Regions from separate parts of the Homo sapiens genome. Here region 2 is linked to region 1. A link is an interaction called in ENCODE POLR2A ChIA-PET data of the cell type or tissue named here. Cell type or tissue: PC-9. All regions are shown on one strand. Links, peaks and the distances in the headings refer to the core of each region. The heading gives the core; the rest is flanking DNA. Region 1 overlaps INPP5D (inositol polyphosphate-5-phosphatase D). Region 2 has its middle 10 kb from the start of ATG16L1.

Region 1 (10,021 bases), core at 697-8,696:
AATTAGCTGGATGTGGTGGCACACACCTGTGATCCCAGCTACTCTGGAGGCTGAGGCAGGAGAATCACTTGAACCTGGGAGGCTGAGGTTGTGGTGAGCCGAGATCTCGCCACTGCACTCCAGCCTGGGTAACAGAGCAAGACTCCGTCTCAAATAAACAAACAAACAAAGGAAAGAAAGGTCAACATTTTGATTGGAAAAATGGGATTTCATACTGGCAACGGTTTTGTAGTCTGTGCTGTTTTGTGTTTTATTACACATACAGCCGTTTCAAGATTCCTTTGTTGATTTTTCTGGGGCTGTTTCAATCTTAGCTTAGTTAATATGCAGAAAACACTCTTTTATCATCAGTAATCAAATTCGACTTTCCTTTTAAAGGCTTTTAAAAGCACGATCAGTACATTCGGTAAATTTAACAAATAATTTCTTTGACAAATCAAGCACTCACCAAATTGGCCAGTTGGGCTTAATTTCAATGAATTGGCTTTCAACTAATGCAGCTGTAGCTAATTGGACCTGGAGCTATCATTTTTATAGATTCCCATGGAGGGATTTTGTTCCATTTGATGCTGTTGTTATGAATCACTTTATCACTAGGGGAAAACACATACAGCACTTTCTTTTTATAAAACACCATTTCACAATGGCTGATAACAAGCTCTTAGTTCTGCTTCAGTGGAGATTCTGTTCTTCCCTGCTTCCTTGTGGAGAAAGAAATGTATTTTAAGTCTCTCCACGAGGCTTCCCTCAGTCTTCCCCAGACACTTCTGCACATTGTTAGATTTCCCTAACACCTCAACACTACCTGGACTTCCCAGGAGCCAAGTCACCTCATCACTATGGCGGTGCCAGCTTCCCCAACTTGTCTTCTTCTCGGGTATGTAGTGCCGATGGAGAGAGCTTCCTTCAGCTTCTAGCTGCTCCATGACTCTATTTAGAATTAAAGACACCGTCATGCTCTAAATTTCCCTTGCACACTCGTCTTTGCTTTCATCAGTAAGGCGACAGCCAGGCTTGGAGACTTGATCAGCCTTGGCATTTTAGGAAATTGTAGAAAGGAACAAAATGATGCTTCCCATTTCTCCTGCCAGAATCCCTGCAGATTCTCATCCCTCAAATTGTAAACCCATAATTTTCAAACTGCTTTGATTAGAATAGGTCTTCATTCATTCGTTCATCGAACAAACATGTATTGGAGGCCTCCTCTGAGCCCTGTTCTGGGTGCTGGGATGTAGCAACAGACACAATGCACAAGCCTCTTGCTCTTTTAGGCCTTTTTGGATCTAACATCTCAGTGAGGCACACAACAGTAGACTAAGGATCCAGATGAACAAGAATTTTTTTTTTTTTTTTTTTTTGAGACAGGATCTCGCTCTGTCACCCAGGCTGGAGTGCCGTGGTGAGATCTCAGCTCACTGCAGCCTCAACCTCCTGGGCTCAAGTGAGCCTCCCACCTCTCAGCCCCTATCCTTGAGTCCCCCCACTCACTTGCTTCCCCCGAGTCCAATGGAGAAGCTGGGACTACAGGTATGTGCCACCATACCCAGCTAATTGTTATATTTTTTGTAGAGATGGGGTTTTGCCTTGTTGCCCAGGCTGGTCTCCAATTCCTAGGCTCAAGCAATCTGCCTTCCTCGGCCCCCCAAAGTGCTGCAATTACAGCATGAGCCACCATGCCCAGTTCAAACAGTAATTTTAGTAAATGTCATGGTAAGATAAAACACGATGATGTGAGGAAGAGACATTGGGTGGGAGAGTGCCAGCTTCCTTTGGAGGTGAAGGAGGTGACAGAACTGGGGTCTTGCCACACAGTGATTTGGCAGAGGGACATTAAGTACAAAGTACAAAGGTCCTGAGGCAGGAATGAAGACAGCCTGCTCAAGGAACAGGAAGTCTGTGTGGCAAGTGAGTGTTAGGAACAGAGGTTGGGGAGAGGCTGGTGTAACATGTAAAAGCTGGTCAACAAGTAAAAGCACAGGCTGCCCAGAGAGGTGGAATTTTAGGTGAACAGCAACTTCTTTAGTATAAGTATATACCATGTAATATTGGGATATACTCATGCTAATAGATTATTCATTGTTTATCTGAAATTCAAATTTCACTGGGTGTCCTGTGTTTTACCTGGTCACTGTAGGCAGGAGCCACATCACGCAAGGCTTAAGAGGCCCTATAGAGTTTGTGCAGGGCTGGGCCATGATCTGATTTTCAAGTGGTGGAGGATGCATCCTAGGAGGCACTGCCCAAAGCAGGAGACCAGCTGGGAGTGGCTGTGGTTGTCCAAGTGAGACAGGATGGCAGTCCATGAGGAAGGTGGCTAGCAGGGGCAGGGGTCTGTGTCTGTTTTGCTTCCTGCTGAGTCCCCGGTTATACACAGGCTCTGGCACATGCGGCTCAACAGATATTAGGTAAATGACCCAATGGCTGGGGGCGTGCAGATGCTGAGAACTGGTGTGACCTGGGACACGTGTGCATGGCAAAGGTGTCAGATTTGCCGCTTGATTGGATGTGGGGTGAAGGGAAGATGAATCTAGGGTGACCCCTGGGTTCCCAGTGTGAGGGGCTGAGTGGATGCTGATGCCAGTTCCTGGGATAGGGAAAGTCAAGGAGGAGGAGGAAGGAGAGGGTGGTGGGAGGAGAGTTCTGGGCTACATTTGGCTTGAGGGGCCATGAGGCATCTGAGTGGAGTCACCAGCCATGGAGCTAGTGCTAAGAAGCTAGGATGTGGGGGATGCATTTGGGGAATCATGGGGGATGCATATGGGGAATCACTGAAAGCTGGGGGTAAGGTCACTGCAGGTGAGAGTGTAGACAGAGGAGAATAGAGCCAGGCTCAAGATTTAGAGGAGGGATGGAGAAGGAGGAGCTGGGAGGGGGTTGAGAATGGCATCAATGATGTCCAGGTCTATTTGCTTGGACCCAAGTGTGAATGAGAAGGACATTGAGCACTGAGGAGTAAGGAGAAGTGCCAGAGCCTCCTCTGCAGAAATGTTGTGACGATGTCCCCGTGCGGGTCTGGCGTGAAGATCTCTTTGCAGTACAAAGCATCAGGCAAGATTTGCAACCCCAGGTTAGGCTCCCTAGAGCCAGACAGAAACTTTTCCAGAGAGAGAGAATAAGGAACCAGAGACTGGAAATATTTGGTAACTCCTGAAATGGAGACACGGAAAGGATTGCAAGTGGAATTTAAAATAAAAGATCAAAGGTCTGAATATCAATACAATATCTATTACATGAGAGCAGGGTAAGATTTTTAATAAACAAACCAAAACCAAAAATACTTCATTACCATTATAACTGTTTCATTGGAGGCCATAAAATAAGCCCATAGTTTTCCAATCAAATTTCAAAAATTAAATCACAAAACAGAGTAGAGTGTCAGAAACATGTATATCAAAAGCATGAAAAGATTAAGCAAACCTAGATGAGGAAATGTGTGGTAAAAATGGACAGTCCTTGGAGACAAAGCTCAGAGGTGCTACCTGTAGCTGGCAGGATATGTTCTTGAAGAAGTAGGAAAAAATTGCCAATTAATGTATACAATAAAAAAAAAAATTTCCAGGCTTACAAAAGAGCTAAATCTAAGTTTTGAGAAGCTCCATAATGATCCAAATAATACAACAATCAAACAGCAACACTGAAACATCTTTTTTTTTTTTTTCTTATAAAGAGACAGCATCTCACTCTGTCACTCAGGCTGGAATGCAGTAGTGGGATCATAGCTTATCCATCCTTGAACTCCTAGGCTCAAGTGATCCTCCTGCCTTTAACTCCGGAGTATCTGTGATTACAGGCATGCACCACCATGCCCAGCTAATTAAACAATTTTTTTTTTCTTAGAGATGGAGTTTCACTATATTGCCCTGGCTGGTCTCAAACTCCTGGGCTTAAGCCTTGGCTCCCCAGAGCTCTGGAATTACAGTTGTGAGCCACTGTGCCAAGCCTAAATCTCTTACAATGTCTCTAAATGACAAGAAAAGATAAATTCAACAAACAGATTGTTACAAACAGTACCATAGCTTTAAAATTGTCGACATTTAAAATGTTAAATATTTTTAAATATTTAATATTTTAATATTTTATATTTAATATATTTAATATTTAAAAATTCAAACTCCTTGACAGTATAATAAAGATTCTGAAGCCATGTCTCCAAGAAAAAGGCTACTGACCTGGAAAAGCTAAGCCTAGCTCATTCAAGAGCACAAGTCATCTTTTTCAGAAAGTTCCTAAAAATGTACCAATCAAATGCCTTACTCAAAAGGAATCCAAAAATTGTTTTTCAGAAATTTTATAGTCCTGGTGATCTTAAAAACAAGAAGCCTGCAGCTTACTGAGCAGCAAAATATGAATATACTCAAAGCAGAAAGTGTTCATTCTGTACTCCCATAACACACTGTGATGAAAATAGAAATAAGTCACAAAACTAGCCACAACCACCCAATTACCTGTACATTTTAAAATCACCTTCTAAATTACAGCTAATTAAGAAAGAAACTGACACAATAATACATGGGGTAGGTGTGGAGGCACAGAGTGGAGTAATCAAACCACTGCATATCAGAACACTATGTGATGCAGCCAAAGCACCACTTAGAGGAAAAACCATAGCTTTAAAAGTTCTGCTCTATTATTAAAAAGTAAATAGAAGGCCGGGCCTAGTGGCTTATGCCAGTAATCCCAACACTTTGGGAGGCCAAGGTGGGCAGATCACTTGAGGTCAGGAGTTCGAGACCAGCCTGGCCAACATGGTGAAATTCCATCTACACTAAAAATACAAAAAATTAGCTGAATGTGGTGTTGCACACCTGTAATCCCAGCTACTCAGGAGGCTGAGGTAGGAGAATCGCTTGAACCCAGGAGACGGAGGTTGCAGTGAGCCGAGATGGTGCCACTGTGCTCCAGGCTGGATGACAGAGCGAGACCGCGTTTAAAAAAAAAAAGGAAATAGAATAACAAGTCAAATGTACAAACTGAGTCCAGATTGTAAATCTCTTGAAGACATTATGGGTCATGTCCTAATCCCCTTGATGTTTCCAGGACCCAGCAAAGTACATGAAATGTTGATTTATTCGATATTCATGAACAAAGATCCAATGTGTACCAACTATCTGCAAGGCACTGTTCCAGGAGCTGGAAATACAGCAGTGAATAAAACAGAATCTTTAAGAAATCTCTGCTGAGCAACTGAGCAATAACAACAGCCAGAAAGGAGACGAGGAGGACAAGATGGTAAAAATAAAAACAGAGATACATCAGGAAAAACTGTCAATTAAGAAAGTTTTAAACATGAGAAATGTCAAAGGAGAATTAATAATCTGCATTAAAGATTTGGAAGTCACTAAAGAATAGTGTACAGTTATGTAGCTACAGATCTTCAAGTTATAATTAAATGGAACACATAGTTTACGTAAAATATAAAACATTAAAAGTACCATGAGTGTCCTTTAAACTTTCAAGGAAAAAATAGTGAGCATAAGGTATAGATTATTCCTGAATGACAAAAAAGTCACCTAATTCTCTCTTCAAGAAAAATATGATTTAAATCCAAAAAGCTAATCAAGATAATAGCCTGAAATAAAACTCTCTATCTCTGATTTCACTTATTAATATAAATGCATATTGTTTCAGTAACATCCCAGCAAATATAATTTAGTGACATGAAAAATGGAGGCTTTATCTAGGTCACTCCAAAGATGAGTCAACAAAAAGAAAGCACTGTAATTTTGCAGTAGATTAAAAGATAAACGGAAACCATTTACATAGATAACATTTTAAATTCATCTCTAATTTTTAAAAATCATTTTTAAAAAAAAGGAATAGAAGGATACTTCCTTAATAATGCAATATGAATCAAAGTAAAACTAATTACAATCGATAGGGAAACATTAAAATCATTCCATTAAACTTTTTTTTTTTTTTTTATGAGATGGTGGCGTCTCCCTCTGTTCCCCAGGCTGGGTGCAGTGGCAGGATCTTGGCTCACTGCAACTTCTGCCTCCTGGGTTCAAGCTATTCTCCTGCCTCAGCCTCCTGAGTTGCTGGCATTACAGGTGCCCACCACTATGCCCGGCTAATTTTTGTATTTTTAGTAGAGATGAGGTTTCACCATGTTGGCCAGGTTGGTCTTGAACTCCTGACCTCAGGTGACACCCACCTTGGCCTCCCAGAGTGCTGAGATTACAGGTGTGAGCCACCACACCTGGCCCCATTAAACATTTTAACAAAAGAAAAAGAGATACTGCCCTTGCACTCCAGCCTGGGCAACAAGAGCGAAACTCCATCACAAAAAAAAAAAAAAAAAAAAAATATATATATATATATATATATATATATATATATATATATATATACACACACACACACACATACACATAATATGTTAGTATTTATTATTATGATATAATGATATTATATTATAATATAATGAGATTATATTGTATTAATAATGTAATGAGATTATATTATATTAATAATGTAATGAGAAAAAAATACAGCACCTAGATTAAATAAAAAGCAAAGTAGGCCGGGCCTGGTGGCTCACGCCTCTAATCCCAGCACTTTGGGAAGCTGAGGTGGGCGGATCACCTGAGGTCAGGAGTTTGAGACCAGCCTGCAACATGGCGAAGCCCCGTCTCTACTAAAAATACAAAAATTAGCTGGGCGTGGTGGTGTATGCCTGTAATCCCAGCTACTCAGGAGGCTGAGGCAGGATCACGCCACTGCACTCCAGCCTGGGCCACAGAGTAAGATTGTCTAAAAAAAAAAAAAAAAAAAAAGCAAAGCAATATGTAAAGTTTATAACACTATATAAAAATATGAACAAAATTCCCAACAGAAAATTGGCAAGGGAGAAAAAACAAAAAAGTTTATACAAAGAGAAATGAGAGAAATGCAGTAGCCATTAACTAGAAATCAGCAATAGAAAAACAATGACATTAGAAATTAAAGATATGCAAATTTATTCATCCGTATTGAAGTGCAATGTTATGTCCCTTAAAAGAGAGAGAAAGAACAGAAGTACAGTCATTGGAGCTATTGGGTAATCAGGTCTGGACAATATAATCAGTACTCACAGGTTTGGCAATAATGATCAAGAGCCGTAATCTCTGGTTATCCTAATTCTGTAATTAAAAATTAGAAAAGCTATATGAACAAAGTTGTTCAGAGCAGGTTTTATTTATTTTATTTTTATTTTTATTTTTATTTTTATTTTTGAGACAAGAGTCTCGCTCTGTCGCCCAGGCTGGAGTGCAGTGGTGCGATCTCGGCTCACTGCAAGCTCTGTCTCCCGGGTTCACACCACTCTCCTGCCTCAGTCTTCCGAGTAGCTGGAACTACAGGAGCCCGCCACCACACCTGGCTAATTTTTTTTTTTTTTGTATTTTTAGTAGAGACGGGGGTTTCACCACGTTAGCCAGGATGGTCTCGACCTCCTGACCTCGTGATCCGCCTGCCTCAGCCTCCTAAAGTGCTGGGATTACAGGCGTGAGCCACCGTGCCTGGCCCAGAGCAGCCTTTATTCATATAACAAAGATCTCAGAGTAACCCAAATATCTAGCAATCGATTTCAGCACATTTACTCAATAGACTATTTTCAAATCATTAGAATGTTAAATATGTAAAAACATGAACAGTTTTTGATGAAACAATAAGTGAAAAGTAGAACTCAAAATTGTCTGCCCCACTATGTTAAAACAATAGAGAAAGATGAGCTGGGAACAAAGAGCGCATAAAGCCCGAGGATTGGAGTTGTCAATGGATGTGACAATGGGAAAATCCGTCTGAGCCTGCATTTGGGCTGCTAGGAGGGGATTTGCATCAGAATCCACAGATCACCAGCACTGGGCAGCCCTAATATTTAAAATGCAGATTCTAGACTCAATCAGGCGGGAGCCCAGAAATTTGCATTGTTAACACCTGTGTGTGTGTGTGTGTGTGTGTGTGTGTGTGTGTGTGTTTTATAAACACAGAAGGTTGGGAACCATGGATAACTAAGTGAAGTCATTTTGTCACTCAGATTTGAATTTTCTACAGGCTATAGAGTGCAGTTTGGCTAAAGCAAAACCTAGGTACAGTCAGGACTACACAATTCCAGTTCGCTGTGGGTTGGGAAGGGATGGGTGGGCCAGTGCTGGCAAGCCTTGATCTTTGCCCGGGCTTGTCCTTCTGGGGAGAATTACCTGCTTCTGCTGGACTGAGGGTGCCCTCATCTCTGGCTAGAGCCCGTGCTGCCATGGAAGACTCTTTCCGGTGCCCACTAATCCTTGATGTTCACCTTGTCCCCTGCCCCCAGAGAAGTCATCCGGACCCTCCCATCCCTGGAGTCTCTGCAGAGGTTATTTGACCAGCAGCTCTCCCCGGGCCTCCGTCCACGTCCTCAGGTAAAGGGTCTTGGGGTTGAAAAGGTGAGATTAATACCCCAGGGAGGAGGATTGAGTTAGCCAGTCCTGAGGGCTCAGGAGGAAGAGGGGAGCACTGCCCATTGTGTGTTCACTGGGCAACAGCAAGCAGGTACGCATGGGTTGGGGGTGGGAGCCTCAGCCCCTGCCCTTTCCAGGAAGCCATCTCCCACTGCCAGATTTTGATTTGAGGAATAAAGATTTCAAATTATGCACTCATCAGCAAAACTTATTTGTGCCAAATAAGGGGGTAAGCAGGGCCTGTTCCCATCATTTCTTATCAGAAACTGAAAGGAAAGAAAAAGAGGAGATGCCTAAACTCTTGATCCTGCCTCTTGTCCCAGGAGGAGCAGGATGAAGGTGCCCCCCAACCCCCGCACCTGCTCATGGCCTGGCAGGAGGCCAAGGTCGTGTTGCCCATTAAGCAAATGTCTGTGTAACAAAAGGTGTCATCAATAAAGTTTTAACAAGTTTTTTAAAAAAGCAAAAGCTGTATCTCAGAAGAAAATACCTGCAACAAAGCTTAGGGACAAAGGATTACAGACGAAGTATTCATGTTTATATTATTATTTTTATTTGAGACATGGTCTTGCTTTGTCGCCCAGGCTGGCGTGCAGTGGCACAATCACAGCTCACTGCATCCTCAAACATCGGGGCTCAAGCGATCCACCCCACCTGAGCCTCCCATGTATTAAAACTGCAATACTTTTGCACCAGCTAATAGCTGGGGATTACAGGTGCATGCCACCATGCCAGTCTCCTTTTAAAATTTTTTGTAGAGACAGATCTCACTGTGTTGCCCAGGTTGGTTTCAAACTTCTGGCCATCTTCCTGCCCCAGCCTTCTGAAGTGCTGGGATTACAGGTGGGAGCCACCATGCCTGGCCATTTTTAAAAAAATTCCTACAAATAATTAAGTAAAAACAATCCAGTTTTTAGAATGCGGAAAGGCTATAAACAAGGCGGTTCACTGAAGAGGGACAGGGAATAGCCAGTATAGATATGAAAAGGCGTTCAACCTCACCTTGTTAGTAACTGGGAAATGACATTTGACACTAGGCAGCCTCTTCTTGCCTATTAGATGGACAAAGAGTTGATGCTCAAGTTGATGGTTGAGTCAGGACTTGGCTAGGATGTGGGGTGGAGGAGGTGCTCACAGGGGCTCACTCCTCTGCTGTTGGGAATGGAAATGGGTTTTCTGAACGGCAGTTTGGCCATTTGTATGCAAATGTGAACTGCAGGCATCCCTCAAGCCCGCAGTTCCATATGTTGGCAGCTTCTTAGGGACTACAAGTACACAAAGAGTAACAGAAAAAAACATTGAAAATCACATAAACAGGCCAGGCGTGGTAGTTCACGCCTGTAATCCCAGTACTTTGGGAGGCCGAAGCGGGTGGATCACCTGAGGTCGGGAATTTGAGACCAACCTGACCAACATGGTGAAACGCTGTCTCTACCAAAAATACAAAAATTAGCCAGGTGTGGTGGCGGGCGCCTGTAATCCCAGCTACTCAGGAGGCTGAGGCAGGAGCATTGCTTGAACCCGGGAGGTGGACGTTGCAGTGAGCCGAGATGGCGCCACTGCACTCCAGCCTGGGTGACAGAGTGAGACTCCATCTCCAT
Region 2 (10,021 bases), core at 1,141-9,140, 110 kb after region 1:
AAGGGCTCTGCAAGGCCGCCCTCCTCCTGCTAGGGGCCCTTCTCCCGCTCCCACCTAGGACTCGGGGAGCAGCTCTCGGGCCTCTTCCCAGGACACACAGGAGTTCCCGTCCTCAGATCTTGGTAAAGGCAGCAGGAGAGGGTGGAAATGTCCTGCTTTTGCGTCTTTGCCATAAAATGATGTCTAAGGGGTCTTCCTGCTCTAAAATTCTAAATTTCCATTTCAGTCAAGGCTTTCTGCTTATGGGGAAGAGAAACTAGCTCCAAGCAGAGACAGAGTAACCTAACCCTAAGGAGAGCTCAGCCAGGCAGAGTGGCTCACGCTGTAATCCCAGCATTTTGAGAGGCTGAGGCGGGTGAATCACTTGAGGTCAGGAGTTTGAGACCAGCCTGGCCAACATGGTGAAACCCTGTCTCTACTAAAAATATAAAAATTAGCCAGGTGTGGTGGCACATGCCTGTAATCCCAGCTACTCGGGAGGCCGAGGCAGGAGAATCACTTGACCCTGGAAGGCGGAGGTTGTGGTGAGCCAAGATCGTGCCATTGCATTCCAGCCTGGGCGACAGAGCAAGACTCTGCCTCAAAAAAAAAAAAAAAAAAAAAAAAAAAGGAGCACTGATGAAGAGTCTAGCTAGCCAGGCCTCAGCCACATGGAGCTGGGAACAAGGTTGTCAGGCAGAGGGTGGCTCTTCTCTGGGCCCTGGTCCTCTCTGGACGTTTCCTTCTGCTCACCTGTTTCTTTCTCTGCCCAGCGTCCTCTGCCTATTCCTGGTTCTCCTTGGCTTTGTCTTGCCATGGTGCTGACTCAGCCCTTGACTGCTCCAGACCCAGAGGCCCGGCTCCTCACTCTCCCTTAAGAGAGGATTTAGGCCCAGTTAGGTGTCCACGGCTGGTCCAAAAAGTTCTTGGCCGGAAAGCTTCAGTCATGGGATAGAAACACAGCCACCCAGGCACATGACTTGATTAGAGAGAAAGACAAGTGGACTTGGCAAGGGTCAGGACCTCCAAAACATCAACAGCAGTGTTGGTGGCAGCTCCTTTCATTCCCACTTTCTTCTATTACTTGGGTTTCATCCAAACCTCTCTGGTTCTCAGAGAAGTACGTTCTAGGGCAGGGTTAGACATGAGAGATTTATTGAAGGAAGTGTCTGTGCAGGAAGATGGGGAGATTACAGGAGGAGGCTGGGAGAGCTGTCAGGCCATGATGCAGGTCTGACCCTGGTGAAGGAGAGAGGGAAGGAAGGTGAGGTAGGAAGACTCTCAGCCTGCCGCACATTCTAACAAAGTTTGGGCAGGGTTGATAGACATCTGTCTAAGTCAGTTCAGTCTACTATAATAAGATACCATATACTGGGTGGCTTATAAACAACAGAAATGTATTTTCCACAGTTCTGGAGCCTGGGAAGTCCAAGGTCAAGGTGCTGGCAGATCCAGTATCTGGTGAGAACCTTCTTCCTGGTTTGCAGATAGTAGACTTCTCACTGTGTCCTCACATGGTAGGAGGAGCAAGGCAGCTCTCTGGGGCCTCTTTTATAAGGTCCTCACCTCATGAATGGGTGCTGATCCCATTCATGGGGGCTCTTCCCTTGTGACCTAAGCACCTCCCAAAGGTCCCACTTCCAAATACCATCACACTGGGGATTATGGCTTCAAGATATGAATTTGGGGCAGGGGCACAAACATTCGGTCCATAGCAGCATCCTTGAGGCAAAGTTCATCAGAGGAGTCCCACGTGTCACAGGAGTCATTCTGCCTTAGCAGCCCTGCTGTGCTTCGTCATTGGTTGGGAGCAGTGGTAAGAAATGTGGACACAGCTTGAATGTGGTGGTGGATTTAGAGCACAGCATCAAGGGCTGTCAGGTGATTGTATTTCCCCCAGCAGGAGATCTGAGAGATACAAGTTCAAGGTCAACACACAGGCTCTTTTTTATGAGGCAGGAGAAGGAAGGCACAGATTGGTAAGCTTGCAGGCTATGGAGTCCACAGGCTGGGTTGGAATCTGCCTACCTCTTACCCATCATGTGCACCTGGACAAGTTACCTGTCTCCCTGAGCCTCACTTTCTTCCTCTGAAATAATAATAATGGCCATACCTATAAAGCACTTACTGTGTGCAAGACACCGTTGTCAGTATTAATTCATTTAATCCTGGGGCACAGAGTTTAAGCAACTTGCCTAAGATATCAGAGGTGATAAGTGCTAGCATCAGAATTTGAACCCAGAACCCAGGCTACATTGTCTTTGTGAAGTAGAGCCAGCAATAGCACCAACACGACTATGCTGTTGTGAAAACTGAGAAGAGAACAATTGTAAAGCATTTAGCCTCACACACTGTATACATTCAATAAATGTTACCTGCTGTTACTGGCATTACTAATTATTATTATAGAAGGTACAGACTGAGTTTTTCTTTCTTTTTTTCTTTTTTTTTTTTTTGAGACGGAGTCTCGCTCTGTCGCCCAGGCCGGACTGCGGACTGCAGTGGTGCAATCTCGGCTCACTGCAAGCTTCGCTTCCCGGGTTCACGCCATTCTCCTGCCTCAGCCTCCCGAGTAGCTGGGACTACAGGCGCCCGCCACCGCGCCCGGCTAATTTTTTGTATTTTTAGTAGAGACAGGGTTTCACCTTGTTAGCCAGGATGGTCTTGATCTCCTGACCTCATGATCCACCCGCCTCGGCCTCCCAAAGTGTGAGTTTTTCTTTAGTGGTTTCGAAGATACACACTTTTCATCCCAATGGTCTCTTCTGACAATAACTAGTTTCCTTCATATGGTGGGGAAAATGGATCCCACTGTGACAATGTAAAGTGATCCCACCTGCAGACATTTGCCTTGCTTTGGCTCTACGCTCATCAGATGTCTTCTGAGGATAACGTGGTGTTCTGTGCACACTCCCAACAGGGTAAAGGGGACACACCATTGATAGCCTACCCAGCAGCCATTTCCTGCTTCTTCCTTCCTGAGAGAGACCCAGTTTCCTTTAGATATTATTCTGGTTATCTATTGCTGCATCACGAACCATCCCCAAAACTGAAAACAACAATTCATTATCCTGTCTCACAATTCCGTGGCTGACTGGGCTCAGAAGGGTGGTTCTTGCTTGGGGTTTCTCATGTGGTTGCAGTCAGATGGCAGCTGGGGCTGGGGTCATCAGAAGCCTCCACTGAGCTGGACATCCCGGGTGGCCTCTTCATTCACGAGTCCAGAACAGTGGAAACTGGCTCAGTATCTCGGTATCTCGGTAACTCTCTCTCTTTCTCTCCCTCCCCCCATCCCGTGTCGTGTGTGTGTGTGTGTGTGTGTGTGTGTGTGTGTGTGTGTCTTTCTCTCTCTTCTTGCTCTCTCTCTCTCTCTCACTCACTTGCTGGCTCTCCACACAGCCTCTCCACATGACTATCTTGGGCTTCCTCACAGCATGGTGGCCTCCCTGCAGTCGGGCTCTGTAGATGCTGGCTGGTTTATCACAGAGCAAGCATTCCAAGAGACTGAGAAGGAGCTGCAAGGCTTCTTGTAACCCAGTTTTGAACCTTGTGCAAAGACGCTTCCTCCGCATTTTATTAGTTACATAGAAGCAGCCCAGACTCAGTCCAGGGATTACCAGGAGGCATGGTGTGGCAGACTGGGAGTAAGGGGAGCTTTGGAGAGGAACTACCATGGATACCCCTTTCCCACTCAGCCACAGGCCTCTGGGGCAGCCAGCCTCACCCTCCAGCCTGAGGGTGAACAAGATGGGTCTAAAGGTGATGCCTTCCCCTTGCCAAGAATGAGCATGTGACCCTGTTTTGGTCAATGAGATATAAGGGGGATGTCTGCTGGGCTTCTGGGGAAGTTTTCACATTCCTAAGAGAGAGTCTTCTTCCTCAGGTCATGCTCGGATTTGAATAAGTTTTCTGGAGCTGCCCTGGGCATTTTCCATCAGCCTGAGGATGACACCATCCCTAAGAAGGGCAGAGCAGACAGGTGGAAAGACCCAGGGCCCTGGATGCCACAGTGTAGCCCATCCACAGCCAACCCTGAAGCCCACCCTACTTTGGGACTCTCTGTTATCTGAAATAAGCCAAGACCACGTCTCTCTCTCTCTATATATATGTGTGTGTATGTGTATACATATATACACATACATACATATATGTGTGTGTATATATATACATATATATCACTCATATATATACACACATACATATATGATATATATGAGTAATATATATGTGTGTACATATATATGAGTGATATATATGTGCATATATATGATATATATAGATATATAGATATGTATGATATATATAGAGATATATCATATATATATAGATAGATATGTATCTATATATATATAGATATATATATCACTCAGGCTGGAGTGCAGTGGTGTTATCACAACTCACTGCAGCCTCAAGCTCCTGGGCTCAAATGATCCCACCTCAGCCACCCCTTAGCTCTCCTATGCACAGAGGGCTGTACAGTAGATGGCTGTCTGAATTTGGCCTGCGGGCCATATTTCGCTGATCCCTGGTTTAAAATGTCAAGGAGTAAATACTGCTGACACAAGATGCTGACTTAAGGCTGCTTGTCCCTCTAATCCCCACTGTAAATTATCATTATAATTATCCACTGATGCTCAGGTTCGCAAATCTGCAGATTGTAACTTAATTTAATTCTTGCTTGAGTGAGAGGATGAGTTTACCTTAAGCTTAAAAGATGGTAACTTTTAAGATTAAGGTAATGGGTGTGAGGTGGGTGCTGGGCTTCTGTAAGAGAAGTCAAGACTTGTAAGGAGAAAAATATTCTTACAGCTTAATAAGGCAAAGGAGAGTCACTAGCAAGAATCAAAGTGCTTATTGCCTTTTAGATACTTCCCCAGTACCCCACTTCCTGACCAAACCACAAAGGTCACTTCCTCTTGCCTCCAATACACACACCTTTAACTGAGAAACCTTAATCGGGGTGGGGATCATGTTGGTCACCAAGGAGATGGGACCTTGAGGGAAGAGAGATAAAAAGAAGTAAAGAAGTCTGGGCATGGTAGCTCATACCTGTAATCCCAGCACTTTGGGAGACCGAGGCAGGCAGATCACCTGAGCTCAGGAGTTCAAGACCAGCCTGACCAACATGGAGAAACCCTGTCTCTACTAAAAATACAAAATTAGCCGGGCATGGTGGCGCATGCCTGTAATCCCAGCTACTTGGGAGGCTGAGGCAGGAGAATCACTTGAACCCAGGAGGCAGAGGTTGCAGTGAGCTGAGATCATGCCATTGCACTCCAGCCTGGGCAACAAGAGCAAAACTCTGTCTTAAAAAAAAAAAAAAGAAGAAGAAGAAGTAAAGAAGGCCAAGCGTGGCGGCTCATGCCTGTAATCCCAGCATTTTGGGAGGCCAAGGCAAGTAGATCACTTGAGGCCAGGAGTTCAAGAACACCCTGGTCAACATGGCAAAACCCTGTGTCTACTACAGATTAAAAAAAAAAAAAAATCATCCGGGCATGGTGGCACACGCCTGTAATCCTAGCTACTCAGGAGGCTGAGGCATAAGAATCACTTGAACCCGGAAGGTGGAGGTTGCAGTGAGCCAAGGTCATGCCACTGCACTCCAGCCTGGGTGACAGAACGAAACTATCTCAAAAAAAAAAGAAAAAGAAGAAAAGAAAATAAAACAGGTGGGGAGGGAGAGACTGTGTAAGGGAGAGGGTGTGGCCTACTCCGCCCACCAGGGTGTGATTAAGGAATGTACCTCCATGGTCTGGGCAGATCCAGGCCCTAGGGAAAGCTCAGGGGTAAGTTGAAAAGACCATGGAAGCCACTCCTGAATCTCCACCTCAATGTGGACTCTGTAAGGGCTGGGCCAGATCTCTTAAGCCTGAAGCAAAGGACAACTGAACATTTTCCAAGGTCCTTCCTGTGCTTCACAGGCTAGACCGTTCTGCCCTGGACTGGACTGTCCCACACTTCCAGGAGAACCCCATGCTCTGGGGTCTCCCTGGTGTTTGGAGAAGCCATTTATCCATGCAGACAATTTGACAAAATGAAGGGAGATATGCAAGGATTTCTGAGGAAATTTTAGCTGTGGGGAAGCTTCATAGAAACTGAGGTCCAGTGTGCACTTTGGGATCGAAATATTTCCTTATTGAAAAGAAGAGGCTCGGAGACAAAAAGCCGGAGTGCGTGGAATGTCACGTGCCACGCAGAGGTGCCAGTCCTGGAGCCCCATCTCTGCAGGAAGCTGTGTCCCTGGGTGGCTTCTCCTGATTTGGGGACCAGCCTCTCAAAGGCAAAGTGCCTGGGCGTTCAGATTTGCAGAGCAAGTTAGAAAGTTAGACAAATCGGTGTTCCCATTTTTGGCCCTTATAAAGACAAAATGTCAACTTGATACTAAAGCAAAGACCCATATCTCATGGCATACGATATTTATTTATTGATTGAATCAAAATCAGATTCCACTGCTGCATACTGTCTGGTTCTGCTGTACGAGAACGCAGTAGTGGTTAGATATGCTGCAGAGCTATTCATATCTCGTGAGTCATTGGAACAGTGCGTTTTGAAATGGTGTCCCTTCACTTTCTGTTTAGGGGGAAAAGAGGAAATAGTTCTATGACAACAGCAGTATTTTCTAATATTCTAGGTTTATTCTAATTTTTTATTTATTTATTTTTTTTAGACAGAGTCTTGCTCTGTCACCCAGGCTGGAGTGCAGTGGTGCAATATCGGCTCACTGCAACCTCCGCCTCCCGGGTTCAAGCAATTCTCCTGCCTCAGCCTCCCAAGTAGCTGGGATTACAGGCACCCACCACCATGCCCAGCTAATTTTTGTATTTTTAGTAGAGACAGGGTTTCGCCATGTTGGCCACGCTGGTCTTGAACTCCTGACCTCAAGTGATCGCCTGCCCCGGCCTCCCAAAATGCTGGGATTACAAGCATGAGCCACCATGCCCTGCCTATTCTAATATTTCTAATTGTAATTTTGGAGTTATGATTTTTTGGGGGGGGGCTATGATTTTTTTGGGGGTTATGATTTTTTTAATTCGAAATTTCTCCCACCTGCAGATACTATTATTTAGAGCAGAGCTTAACTTACTCAGAAGTTCATGAGATCTCAGATCCAGAAACTTTTCCCAAGAAGCTTGGACATGGATTGCTGGTAAACACAAAAACTGCATGGAGGGCAGAGCAGCCGGTTGACTCCCCCTTGTCAATATCTTAAAGTGGAAAAGCTTGACTTAGTGACTGTCATTTTGTCTGCGCAGCCCTGGTCTTTTCTTAGGCTTGCCTGCTTGTATTAGTCTTGGGTGGCGAGTGAAGATAATAGCTCAGTGTAAACTAGCTTAAGTGACCTGCGGGACTGTGTTGGCTCAAGTCCTGGTGGGGAGAATAGGGCTGGGCTAGTTGCAGGACTGGCTGGAACCAGGGACTCTAACTCCATCAGGGCTCCTGGCTTCTCATCTCTACTTCTCTCTGTAGGATTGTTCCATTGTTTTCAGACTGGCCTTTTCATGAGACAGGGGACACAGCCACTAGCAGATCTAGATCTAGATCCTTAGACTTCACAACCAAAGAAGAAAAGGGACCCTCTCCCCTGGATCCACTTTAAAAATTCCTGTGGAGGATGGTGACTGAGAAGCGTTCCTATGCCTACCCCTGGGGCCAATTTGTTGCAGGAAGGGATGGAGAAATACCATTAACTAGCAGGAGGGTATAATCTGTTACCAAAAGAAAGGTGGAAGGCTGGGCCCGGTGGCTCATGCCTGTAATCCTAGCACTTTGGGAGGCCAAGGCGGGTGGATCACTTTAGGTTAGGAGTTTGAAACCAGTCTGGCCAACATGGTGAAACCTTGTCTCCACTAAAAATACCAAAATTAGCCAGTCAGGTGGCACGCATGCCAGTAATTCCAGCTACTCAGAAGGCCGAGGCATAAGAATCGCTTGAACCCGGGAGGTGGAGGCTGCAGTGAGCCAAGATCTCACCACCGCACTGGCGACAGCCTGGGCAACAGAGCGAGACTCTGTCTCAAAAAAAAAAAAAAAAAGAAAAGAAAAGAAAGAAAGAGAAAGAAGGAAGGAAGGAAGGAGCGGGGAGGGAGGGAGGGAGAGGGAGATTGAGAAAGAGAGAGAAAGAAAGAGCGAGCTAGCCAGGCCAAACAGAAGATGTGTTCTGCCTGTCCCTTCTGGGAGCTGCCCCTTCCCCTCCATCCAAAGGAAGCTGTCCTGGAAGACTGGCCTGCCCCTTTGCCACAAGGATTCTTAGATACGGGCACCTGCTGGTCCATCAGAGTCTTCTCCCAGGAATTGAGAACTGGAGCTCAGAGGCGCCAGCTCTGTTTGGCTGCTTGTGTGTACTGAGGAGCTTTCAGAGGAGCTATTTCTTTACCTCGAGGATGGGAGAACCGCGAAACACAAATGGCTGGGCCACAAGACAAGAGAAGAAGGAAGCAGCAAGCCATGGAGAAGCGGATGCAAAGGGCTGAGCACGCTGGCTGATCTGCATCCTGGTTGCAGTGATTCCTGGGATCCAGCCACATCTCTGCTGCCAGTCTCTGCAGCACACTGAATCCAGACAATAACCCCCCTTTTTCCCTTAAGGTAGCTCATATTGCACTTCTTTTGCTTGCTATCAAAAACATTCTAACTGATACACAATCTCAACCTAAAACAGTCTCAGCCCTCATAGCCTGACACACAGCCAGTAGCATGGTGAAGCAGGTGAGTTCTGGCACCAGGCTTCCTTGACTGTATCTTAGTTCTGCTTCTTCCTAACTTGTGACACCAGACACGTTGCTCTGCTTCTTCCTAACTTGTGACACCAGACAAGTTACTTTTTTTTTTTGGATGGAATTTCACTCTTGTCTCCCAGGCTGGAGTGCAATGACACAATCTTGACTCACTGCAAACTTTGCCTCCCAGGTTCAAGTGATTCTCCTGCCTCAGCCTCCTGAGTAGCTGGGATTACAGGCGTCTGCTATCATGCCCGGCTAATTTTTTTGTATTATTAGTAGAGACGGGGTTTCACCACGTTGGCCAGGCTGGTCTTGAACTCCTGACCTCAGGTGATCTGCCCGCCTCACCCTCCCAAAATGCTGGGATTACAGGCATGAGCCACCATGCCTGGCCAAGTTATTTAACTTCTATATGTCTATTTCTTCATCTCCAAAAAGGAAATATTAATATACCTACATTATCGTGTTGTGAGAATTAAATAAGTTGATCCACGTAACACAGTGCCTGACATGTAAAAATCACTCCATAACATTAACTATTATTTGTAGTGGGAGATTGCAGTAGTGCCTAGGAGAAATTTTATCATCTCTTTAAAGATCAAAGAAACAAACCAAGGAAGATAGCCTCCCCACCTCCACCACGGATCACATTCCCAGCTTGCTAGAGGTGTCATGTTGAATCCTCTGGCCGGCATTCCAGACACCGGCTGCCAATATGCAGAGGAGATAAAGATCTCCAAGAAAGTTGAAATGTTACTAAAATGCTTGTACTGTAGTATAAGGATAATAACACTTCCTCAGACATCATTTTAAAAGTATGAAATTTGGCCAGGCATGGTGGCTCACACCTGTAATTCCAGCACTTTGGGAGGCCGAGGCGGGTGGATCACTTGAGGCCAGGAGTTCTAGACCAGCCTGGCCAACATGGTAAAACCCCGTTTCTACTAAAAATACAAAAATTAGCCAGGCCTGGTGGCAGGCACCTGTAGTCCCAGCTACTCAGGAGGCTGAGGCAGGAGAATTGCTTGAACCTGGGAGGCAGAGGGTTGCAGTGAGCTGAGATCGAGTCACTGCACTCCAGTCTGGGCAACAGACTAAGACTCCATCTAAAAAAATAACAAAATAAAAAATAAATAAATAATATGAAATCTGCCAGGCAAGGTGGCTCATGCCTGTAATCCTAGCACTTTGGGAAGCTGAGGCAGGAGGATTACTTGAGCCCAGGAGTTTGAGGCCAGCCTGGGCAACTTAGTAAGACCCGGTCTCTACAAAAAAACAAAACAAAACAAAACAAAAATTAGTCCCAGCTATTTGAGAGGCTG

Evidence for each region. Peaks named below come from ENCODE experiments on the same cell type or tissue, not always from the same donor. Only the 100,000 strongest peaks of a DNase experiment are listed, where the experiment ranks them.
Region 2: POLR2A ChIA-PET joins it to region 1 with 15 read pairs; 9 of 35 experiments call an interaction of 5 or more read pairs at or near these places.

What each region holds. Positions count from the first base shown.
Region 1 is chr2:233,131,549-233,141,569 of GRCh38, forward strand. It overlaps INPP5D (inositol polyphosphate-5-phosphatase D), which reads left to right. Exons shown (of 27, transcript NM_001017915.3): 6 at 8,294-8,381. Among named protein-coding and RNA genes, the nearest start is that of INPP5D, 76 kb to the left of the region's middle. In PC-9, for the core only: no CTCF peak of the experiment used is centred there; no DNase peak of the experiment used is centred there.
Region 2 is chr2:233,236,220-233,246,240 of GRCh38, forward strand. No RefSeq gene overlaps it. Among named protein-coding and RNA genes, the nearest start is that of ATG16L1, 10 kb to the right of the region's middle. RefSeq lists a silencer at 6,576-6,770. In PC-9, for the core only: no CTCF peak of the experiment used is centred there; DNase peaks (open chromatin) are centred at 4,882 and 8,802; H3K27ac peaks cover 2,609 bases.